2 separate regions of the Mus musculus genome follow, and region 2 is linked to region 1. Evidence: chromatin contacts called from ENCODE Hi-C or POLR2A ChIA-PET data. All regions are on one chromosome and are shown on one strand. The core of a region is the stretch at or near the end of the contact, and the rest is flanking DNA. Distances in the headings are between cores, read along the strand shown.

Evidence for each region. A loop is a pair of places that touch in the nucleus more often than their neighbours do. ChIA-PET counts read pairs that join two places held with the same protein, here RNA polymerase II (POLR2A).
Region 2: POLR2A ChIA-PET joins it to region 1 with 42 read pairs in embryonic stem cell. The contact joins the promoter of Rpl37a here to the promoter of Igfbp5 in region 1. A Hi-C loop is called at or near these places in 3 of 37 maps with a recorded cell type or tissue (CH12F3, ES-E14 and T-helper 17 cell). POLR2A ChIA-PET finds 5 or more read pairs at or near these places in 2 of 5 experiments (both embryonic stem cell).

Annotation. Positions count from the first base shown.
Region 1 is chr1:72,872,695-72,877,749 of GRCm38, forward strand. It overlaps Igfbp5 (insulin-like growth factor binding protein 5), which reads right to left and starts at 2,171. Exons shown (of 4, transcript NM_010518.2): 1 at 1,112-2,171. The coding sequence starts at 1,445.
Region 2 is chr1:72,709,275-72,714,329 of GRCm38, forward strand. Rpl37a (ribosomal protein L37a) reads left to right here and starts at 1,986. Exons shown (of 4, transcript NM_009084.4): 1 at 1,986-2,049; 2 at 2,398-2,526; 3 at 2,868-2,950; 4 at 4,228-4,539. The coding sequence starts at 2,047. The coding sequence ends at 4,291.

The sequences.
Region 1 (5,055 bases), core at 921-3,420:
CTTCCTGTCTCCGCCCCTTGAGTTTTGCATTCTGTGTTTCCAGGGCCCCTCACGCACTTAGCCACACTCACTTTTAGTCTGGTTTAAGTGATGGGTGGAGGGTGGGGCTGCTGGGGGTGGGGGTGGAGTGAGGAGAGAGGGAAGGGAGATGGAGAGGGCCAGCATCCAGTGGGAACTTGAGGATGTCTTCACCCCCACATCCCTCTTCACCTCTCAAACCTGTGTCCATCTTTTTATCTTAACTAAAATCTGAATTTAGGAGGGGAAAAAAAACCATTAGATTCAGGGACGAACATTCAGCACAGAACACCAAACTCTTTCAGCTCATACCCCACGCCCTACCCCAGCCCTCCCGAAGTATTCTTTCTCTTCCTGGGAGGAAAAAAGAGAGACGTTTTACAGTCTAATATGTTTCATCGATCATAATCAATCATATCAATTCAAAAGCAGCAAGTGTACGTGTGGGTGAGCTCTCAATACCTCCACCCAAAAGACATTAGTTGTCAAGTGGGGGGGGGGGATGTACGCGCGTACGCGCGCGCGCGCGCTCCTGAGCAAATAGGAATAGAGTGAGAGATAAATTTAGAGGCACTGAGATGGGGGCGGAGGGGTGAGGCTTGGAGGGATCAAGGTAGAATTAGCTTTAAAGATGGAACGCATCTTCAGATTCCAATTAAAATGACCTTTTAACAGAAAGGATTTTCTAAAGTTTAGGGAGAAAAGTACGGGGTTGGGGTGGAGAAGGGAGTTGATAATTTAACCTGTTCTTTTTCAGAGAGGATTCTCTTGGGATTTGGACTTTGAGACTCAAAAGGAGCTCAGAGTCAGAATTGCCACGAGTTAGGAGTGGGGGAGGGTCGGGTTGGGGTGGAGATGAAGTGTAAACTGGTAGAGACGGTTAGACAGCCGCCTAGGATAGCTTGCTCTGCCAGGGATTCAAGTGTGAGGTGCAAGGACCCACCCCATCTACTCTCAGGAGCTACTAGGGTCTAAGCCACTTGCTGCGCGCGCAAAGCGCGCGGGTTCCCAATCGGTCCCCGGTCCCCACCCATCCAAGGTGCCTCCCTCCCCAGCTCCTGTGCCGTGCAACTGAAACCCCAGTAGCGCTCACCTATCTTGGTTTGCTCGCCGTAGCTCTTTTCGTTGAGGCAAACCCCGCGGCCGTGCAGCAGGGCGTGCAGCGGCTTCTCCTCATCCTGCCGGGGGAGGCAGCGCAAACCCTGGGCGCAGCGCTCCGTGTAGACGCCACACGACTGTCCCTCCGCCAGGGCGCAAGTCATGCAGCAGCCACAGCCGGGCTCTTTGACCAGCTCACAGCCCAGAGGGCTGGGGGGACACATGGACAGAGCTTTCTCGTCGCAGGGTTCACAGTGCACGAAAGAACCCAGGCCTTGAGCCGGTACGGCATAGGCGGCCAGCAGCAGGAGGACCACGCTGATCACCATTTTCTCGGAGTCTGGCTTTACCTCGGGGCGGGGCAGGAGAGCGAGAGTGTGTGGAGAAAGAGGGAGCCTGGAGATTTTTTTCCTTTTAAATCTCTTGCAGGTAGAGCAGGTGCTCTCCCCCAAACACTTGCAAAATATGAGGCAAGGAGGATTCAGATGCCTGCACGCAAGTCCCAATTGCGAGGATTAAAGACTTGCAACAGGTTGGGGGTGAAAAAAAGAGGCGCGCCAGGTGCACGCAGAGCGAGCGGAGACCGTAGAAACCCCCAGGCGGGATCGGGTCAGAATTGGGGGTGGTGGTGGAGAGAACCACAGAATTGCTCACTCCAAAGCAACAGAAATAATTAGCTTGGAGGCCTTGAAAAGGGAGGAGGTGAAGAAAAAAATGGATTGGGCTTAATTTTCCCCCCTTTGCTTAAAATCTAAAACGCAACCCCACTCCGCTCGGTCTCAGCGGCCAGCTGCGCTGCTGCCGCAGAACAGGTAAGAGGCGTCGGCGGCTGACAACAAGATCGGGAAAATGTTGAAATCGAGGGGGGAAAAAGGGCAAAAACCCAGACCTCACCAAACCTGGACCCCAACACCTGCTCTGTCACCACCTCTTCGAAACCCGCAGGTTCTGCGTGAAGTCCGGAGAAGGGTGCAGACCGAGGGGGGGGGTAACAAAAAGGAACAAAAAGGGGGAAAAAAGCCCAAACAGCTTTGCAGCTCTTTCCTAGCTCTTTTAGAAGTTTCCAAAGAGACTGCGGGCTCTGGTCGAGCAGGCGCTTTTAAATAGACGGCCCCTGGCTGCCAGCCAGTTGTAGCTGCAATTTGAGCTCCCCAACACCCAACCCATGCAAGGATGCCAAGGAGCTTTGCAGCGCAAACTCACACGGGGTGGGGGTGGGGAAGAGAGGCCTTCTAGACACGGGGGCTCCCCTTCGCTCCCTACACAGAGCCCTCCTCCTCACGGAATGTACGGAAAGGGCTTTGGGGGGGGGGCGAAGACAGGCGAGCTACAGAGGAGAGTAGGGAGAAGGTGGAGGGAGGAGTGGATGGCAGTACTCTTCAGAAGCTGGGTGAATACAATGGAGCGAGTCTGTTTTCCGACAACTAGCCCGGACACTGGCTGTTAGGAGTCACATTTTCTTATTAGCCGTGTATACCCTGCCCAAGAAGTCCTTTCCAACTTTAGAAAAAAAAGTGTCTAAGAGACCACTGAAGGTTTGTCTGTCTGTGTGTTTGTGTTTGGAGGACAAGTAGTGTACAGTAGCTGGTGAGGGGCATTGAGATAAATTTAAAGAGAAAAGGAGTGCGGGCGCGTGTGTAGACCCCTCCCCCATTAAAAGGGGCAGAGGGATTATGGCAAGGGCTTGTCATTATTGTTCTGGTGGGGTACTGATTTTAGTTAAAGCCAGTGGTCATTTTCCTTCACCTATATAGATGACCAGGGAATCTCTCTCTCTCTCTCTCTCTCTCTCTCTCTCTCTCTCTCTCTCTCTCTCTCTCTGAGTGTGAGCGTGCTATGTGCACTTTCAAGAAGGGATAACGCCCTCCACCCCACCCCCCTCCCCAGCTTTGTTGGGAGTAGTGACTGAGACCCTGGAGGAAATGCTGTGGGTTGTCAGTTTTATCTGGTGTCCTCATGGACACCTTAAATGTCCTTTTAAATGGAAGGAAGGTAGGATAAAGTGATAACCTTCTTGGGTTGACAATGAGGCATTTCTGTGGGGTAGGCAGATCCTGGAGTGAGCAGGTACCTCGCTGCAGGAGACCTTGTTTAAGGGTTAATATGTACCAAGGTAGCATCCTGGAGCCTGCACGTGAGAAATCCTCACCATGCCACAGGAAGCCCCAGATCGCTAGTCAGCACTAGGGACCATTCTTCCCTTAGGAAAATGAAAGAAAACCTAATTTTTGAAAGAAGGAATATGATGGCTTTAGCTTTTTTTGTTTGTTTTAAAAATTAATTTGACATGATAGGTGGTCTGTAGACTGCCCACCACAGGTAAGAAAAGACATGATCAAGTGATGGTCTCTGGGGAGTTCTTGGGGGCAGGGCTTTTGCCCTTTCTCCAACTCTCTTCTTCCCTTGCTCTGTTCTTTTAGAAAAAGGGGCTGCATTTCATGAATTTTGCCACTAGACTGCACCCTTATCTATGATAAGAATTCTTGCTGGAGGACTGCAATATTGAGAAAATATTTCCCTTGCTGGCTCCATTTGGGAGCATCTCCCCGGGCGCTGTTCACACTCCCAGATTCTGATCCAGATTCTCGGTTCTCTGCCAATAGGCACATTTTAAGACAGGACCAAATCTTAAAGGTGTCCTTTTACACCCATTGCCAGGGCAGTTTTATTGTGTTGGTGGCTAGCAGAGGGAAGAAGAGCTGTGTGCACCAATGTACCCCCACACCCCCCAAAAAGGCAGGAGGGTTGGTTGGTTCCAAGAGCCTGTCTCTGCTGTTGGAGGGCTTGGGAAAGCAGGGAGCAACTTAACATTAGAAACTGGGTTGCATTATTTTAGAAGGGGAAGAGATCAAGTGTTATTTTCTTATTTAAGTTAACTTCAGGAGGGAAGAGTGTTAGAAAGGGGCATGGTGTGGGGATGGGCTCAGCTCACCCTGGTGTAGCATTTGAAACGAGAAATCTAGGGTGGTTCTTCTGTCCGGTTTCTCAAGAGTTGCCCAGTACTCTCAAAATATAGCCTCTAGAAGTAAATTTTGTTCTAGCTGACTTCTTGTGGCTAAGTACAGTGTGTAAGGACCAGTAAGAGAAGGAGAGGGCTCATAGAGAAGAGAGGTGGGCAGGGAGAAGAGAAGTGAGAGAGTGGGAAATTGGTCCTCGAAGGGTGATGGTGGGGTCATGGGGAGAGATCAGTGAATGACTTTCTATATTAAACAACCATGATGAGCTCCACTTCCAAAAGAGCAGAAGGAACCGAGAGACGGGCACTGCTCTTCAGGGTCACAGGGTAGGCTCTTGAGAGCACACACGAAACCTCCTTTGAACCCTGGGATCGTCTGTAGCGATTTTTATCAGTGACTGGAGAGGTGAATTTTATGCTCAACAGTCTATATGTGATGTTCAGTGACAAGCGTGCTGGGTGTTGGGGCATAAGGGCTTCCCATGAGTCCATTCTCTCTGCCCTCTATTCGAAAAGCCCTGGACTCTTCAGAAGATGGGAGGGGGGGGGACTTAATATCAACAGAGTTTCACTGAGATGACTAACTTATTCTGGACACACTGAAATCTGGTCGCACTCTCAGAGACCTCCTTAATGGCTGGCTTAGCTTTGCTGCCAGGAACGTACCTGTGTGTGGATAGCTGAGCTCTGATAAGCCTTTGGACACAATCTTCTTAGTGATGTTTGAAGTTAAATGTCATCTACCATGCTCTGTCTCCCCTGAGATCACTCTTTTATTTGCTTTGACAAGAATTAAGTGATGACCAGGACCAAGCTTCAAGAACTACAAGAGAATGAAAGATTTGTGCTGTTTGTCTGAACAACATTCAAAGGGCTTTCGTTCAGGAAGCTTACCAGACCTCCATAAGCCAGCTGTTTCTCCAAGATTTTGGAATGATTTCTAGGGCAAGGATGGTTCCTGATAACAGGGTTGGGGAAAGCAA
Region 2 (5,055 bases), core at 736-3,235, 160 kb before region 1:
GTTTGTTTGTTTTTACAAGTTAAAAAACAAAAATAATACAGTGTAGGGTTTTTCAGTCTTGGCACAGACCAGGTGTGATGTCTGAGTACATGTGTGTATGTATGTGTGTGTGTAGTTGTCTATGCATAAATCATTGTCCTCTTCCTCACTAGAGGATAACGCCACCCTTATCAAATGTCTGCAGATATTGCTGTGTCCTGGGAAGGAGAGGGTAAACAAGATCTCCATGGCTGAGAACCATTTATGAAGTATATAGCAACTGGCATGTTTTTAATAAGCTAGCAAAGAGAGAATATGCTACAATATGCTAGAAACTGGAGTATAACACACATAATGGCATATACTGTTTTATGGGATTCTTGATTTTACTAGATTTGTATGAAGTGGGTCGCTGTGTAAGATGTCTTTCTTACAATGAATTAGAGTCAAAAAGACTAAAAGTCACTAAAAAGAGCAATGTAACCATCCTGGGCCTGTATTTAGCTACTCAAAAAGCTGGCATGGCAAGATAAAGGACTACCTGAATTGTAAAGGGAGTTCAAAGTTGGACAACTTAATGAGACCTTGTATCAGAATAAAAAATAAGAAAAGGCTGGGTATACAGTTCAATTATAGTAACTTGGGTAGTATGTATGAAGCCCTAGGTTCAATCCCAATACAAATAAACACATAAATAAATAAACACAATCTCAAATTATGGTAGACTCATAAATGCTAGCCCCAAATTACATGTTCCAAGAGGAAAACAAAACAAATAGAGGAAAAATTAAATAAATAATGTACAAAAATACTTAAGAATTAAGAGTTTCACAAACTTTCACATTACAAAGAGAATCAGTTCTTTTTTTAAAAAAAAAAAAAAGACAAATCTTTCCGAATATTTATTTATTTTCTATGTATAGATATTTTTCTTGTACACATATCTGTGGACCACGTGAGGTCACAAGGAGTCTCCTAAAAGTAGAGTTACACGCACTTTTGAGCCACCATGTGGGTGGAAAGCAGAGTCAATGAGCCCTCTTTCTAGCCCCAAGACAGACTTCTTTAAAATCAAACACTAACATCATTTCCCACTGGAAATCTTAAAGTTTAAGAAAATCTTAGGAGAGAGAAGTGTTTAAAAATTTCAGAGCCAGGCGTGGTGGCACACGCCTTTAATCCCAGCACTTGGGAGGCAGAGGCAGGCGGATTTCTGAGTTCGAGGCCAGCCTGGTCTACAGAGTGAGTTCCAGGACAGCCAGGGCTACACAGAGAAACCCTGTCTCCAAACCTCCCTCCCCTCCCCCCCAAAAAAAGAAAGAAAGAGAACCACCACTTTAGGGTCTTGGGTTCAAGTAGCCTCTATTCCTTACATTATCCCCAGAACTCTGATCAGCAACATTTCGTAACTCTTTTTTTTTTTTTTTTTAGATTTATTTATTTATTATATGTAAGTACACTGCAGCTGTCTTCAGACACTCCAGAAGAGGGCATCAGATCTCATTATGGATGGTTGTGAGCCACCATGTGGTTGCTGGGATTTGAACTCAGGACCTTCAGAAGAGCAGTCTGCGCTCTTAATCGCTGAGCCATCTCTCCAGCCCATTTCGTAACTCTTAATCGTGACGAATATGACTGTCTCCCAGCCGAACTGTAACTCGGCCTGGGAGCGGATCCTAGGCGTTTACTATGGCCAGCATCTAGCACCCGGCCTGGCGATTTTCCGAAGTATAATATAGTGGGAAGGCAATGCGCCTCAGTCACAAACGTCGCGCTTTAAACACTTAAAGGCAAGCCACCTAAAACCCGTCTCTTCGCGAGCAGAACGCAAGAAATCGCATCTGCTCTGCAGAACTTTGGTTATGTGTAAGCTAAGAAGGATGTGCTTCCAGCTCGTGAACCACTTCTGCGCATCTATGCATTTCTCAGTGGAGACAGCGAATAAACCGCCAGAACACCGAGTTCACTTCCGAGAGAGGAGGTCGCGTCACTTCCGCTCGCCGGTCTAAAACCGCGCATGCGCATTGCGTCCCTTCCTCTTCGGACTTGGGCTTGGGTTCCGGCGACATGGTGAGTGTCTTCGTAACCGCTTTGGAAGTCGCTATCCATCGTCATCTGCCTTAGTCTCCGGCGTCCCGCTCTCAGCCCACCTCGGGTAGTCTGTGCTGTCCCTGTCCTGTCTGCTGTCGGGCTTCTCCCGGCGTCTGGAGCCCCGTACGCGGCCGGAGGCGGCTCGGCGGGGCTTGGCCCAGCGCGGTAGTTAATGCACAATCTGGAGCCTTTTGGCGCTCTGTGGGCGCCTTCCTTGATGGTTGAGCTTGAGGGAAAACAGGATTCAGCCGAGTTTGTGCTCAGCGGCGCGTTGGCGTGCACCGACTGGCTCAATGTCTCTGCTCCGTTCCTTTCCTCTGTCAACAGGCTAAACGCACCAAGAAGGTCGGCATCGTCGGCAAGTACGGGACCCGCTATGGTGCCTCCCTCCGGAAAATGGTGAAGAAAATTGAAATCAGCCAGCACGCCAAGTACACTTGCTCCTTCTGTGGCAAGGCAAGTCGGCCTCGGGTTAGGGAGGAGGGTGCCATTGCTCCCGAGCTAAGGCGGTTTGGGCTCGCTTTTTGCGGAGCATTCGTTGTTTACTTGCAACTAGTGAGGAACTTAAGGGTGAATGGTTTGGAGAGGAAAAAGTCCGATCTTGGGAAATTGATAGCGATGTCAGCGCATCTGTACCAACCCCAAAGAGGTCTGTTTAGCCTGTAAATAATACTCTGCTTGGGTTACTAGAATTTAACTGCTAATGGATAAGCTGGCTTTTCCATAGTTTACTCTCTGGAAGTCTCAGGGATTTTTTTTTTATATATATTTCATAACAAGATCTTAACTACTTACAGACCAAGATGAAGAGACGAGCCGTCGGCATCTGGCACTGTGGTTCCTGCATGAAAACAGTGGCCGGTGGGGCCTGGACCTACAAGTGAGTGTTTTCTCCTGTGGTATAGGAAAGGCTATGGACTGCACAGCCCGTGTTCCAGGTCTGGTGCATATCGGATTTGTTTTAGTTTAAAGCAAATCATGAGTTTGGGTTTAAAAGTTAATAGTTTTTGGTCAGGGCTATACAGTGAAACCCTGTCTCAAAAACAAAGTTATGGTTATAGATAAAAGCTCAGAGCCGGGCGTGGTGGCGCACGCCTTTAATCCCAGCACTCGGGAGGTAGAGGTAGGCGGATTTCTGAGTTCGAGCCCAGCCTGGTCTACAAAGTGAGTTCCAGGACAGCCAGGGCTACACAGAGAAACCCTGTCTCGGGGGAAAAAAAAAAAAAGAAGAAGTTCAGACTTTGATTCTCATATTCCTTTTGAATTGTACAGTCACCATGCTCTTTGGAAAATTACAGTTGATCTAAGTCCATTGGTGTTTGTGCTGGACTTGACTTAACACTACAAGTTATTTCTATAAAATGGTTTGAGGTTAATTGACTCGGGATTGTATAGAACATTGGAGGCTGTTTGGGCATATTTAGTGCTATGACCTTGACAGAGCCAGATGTTGTTGAAATGAAGCCTCCTGTCATTGTTTGCTTTGTTCTTAAGAGCTTTAGCATCTCAAACCAACAGCTGCCCCTCCACCCCTGAGTTTGCTGGCCAGAAGTCTGGTATCCAAGTGGTGTGGTGTTTTTATACTTCCAGCATGGCCCTCTGAGTGTGGCTAGTTGCTGAGGAGGTGAACATGTGGGTTGCAGTTTTTCTTGACGCCTTGGTATTGAAAAAACAGTCTGAGTGTGTTTAAGAGCAGCTTGAGTGCACAAGGAGTAGTGGTAGCAAGTGCTCTGTCCTGATAGGTGACTGACTATTCATACACAGTGTGTGGTCTGGCTGTTTGGTTTGGGGGTGTAGGCTTAAAACTTATCATAGGCCTCCTCTATCCTGTCTACAGAGGAGAGCACCTTAAGATCTCGTGGAGTCTGGGTCTGTCTCTTTTTCAATATTGAAGAAATCAGATGCTCAAGCACCTTAGAATAGTGAGAGTGCCCCAAGTCTTGGCTTTTGAAGGGTGCCACCATGCCAGTGTGACATCAGCACTGGTCTTGTTAGGTAAGGTTCACTGCAGCATGGTTGGTGTTGGCGAAGGATGCTATCATTCTTTCCATGAGAAAATTAAGAAATTTCAGGACTATAGGGGAACAATGGGACAGATACACTCAGGTGTTCTATGTTAACATTCACAGTTATGTTGGAAATGGTTTTTCTTCACAGCACCACCTCTGCAGTCACAGTGAAGTCTGCCATCAGAAGACTGAAGGAACTGAAAGACCAGTAGAAGCCCTGCTGTCTGAGACTTGCCTAGCCTGCAATAAACGGGTTATTTACGTAACTTTTTTTTTTTTGCCTTGTTTGTGGTTAATTAAAACATTTGGTGTGTGTTCTATTTTTTATTTTCGAAAGATGCTTGTTTTGAGACATACTGTGTGACCCTGGCTGGCCTTGAGTGCCTGGTTCTCCTTACAAGTGTAGATACATCTGGCTTAAGATTTTAGTCTTTCAGAAATAAAAATGTTGCTAAGACAATTATGTACATAGCTTGGTTTGCTATATTGTCAGCAAACTGAAACTAGAATATTTATAGAAATGTTAATAAGATTGAATTAAATGTAGTGTGAGTACTTGGTAGGAAATAAATGATAATACATAGGTAAATAACAAAAATGAGGGTCTCCTGACAAATTTAGGGTTTAATATATTTAGGAATAGTTTTATGGCTAGCCTTTTCTGAAACTTTACAGTTAACTGCCAGGTTTGTCAGTTATGCTTTGACCAGCCATGCCAAAGCTACTGGACTCCTTGGGAGCCACCAGACAAGTCCTATGCATTCCAAGTCCAGAACAGTCATTTTCCTTAGAGTAAAAGCTTGACCTTTTGTGGGCCCATCCCCATCTTACACAGCAGTCACTTCTGACTTTCTTATTCTGAGGTTTACTCGGTTCCTGTTACCTGTGCTCCAGTTCTGCCTAGACACATCCTAAGCAGTACTTACTAGACCTATAGCAGTAACCGCTTGAAATTTCAAGTAAGCAGTTAAACTTG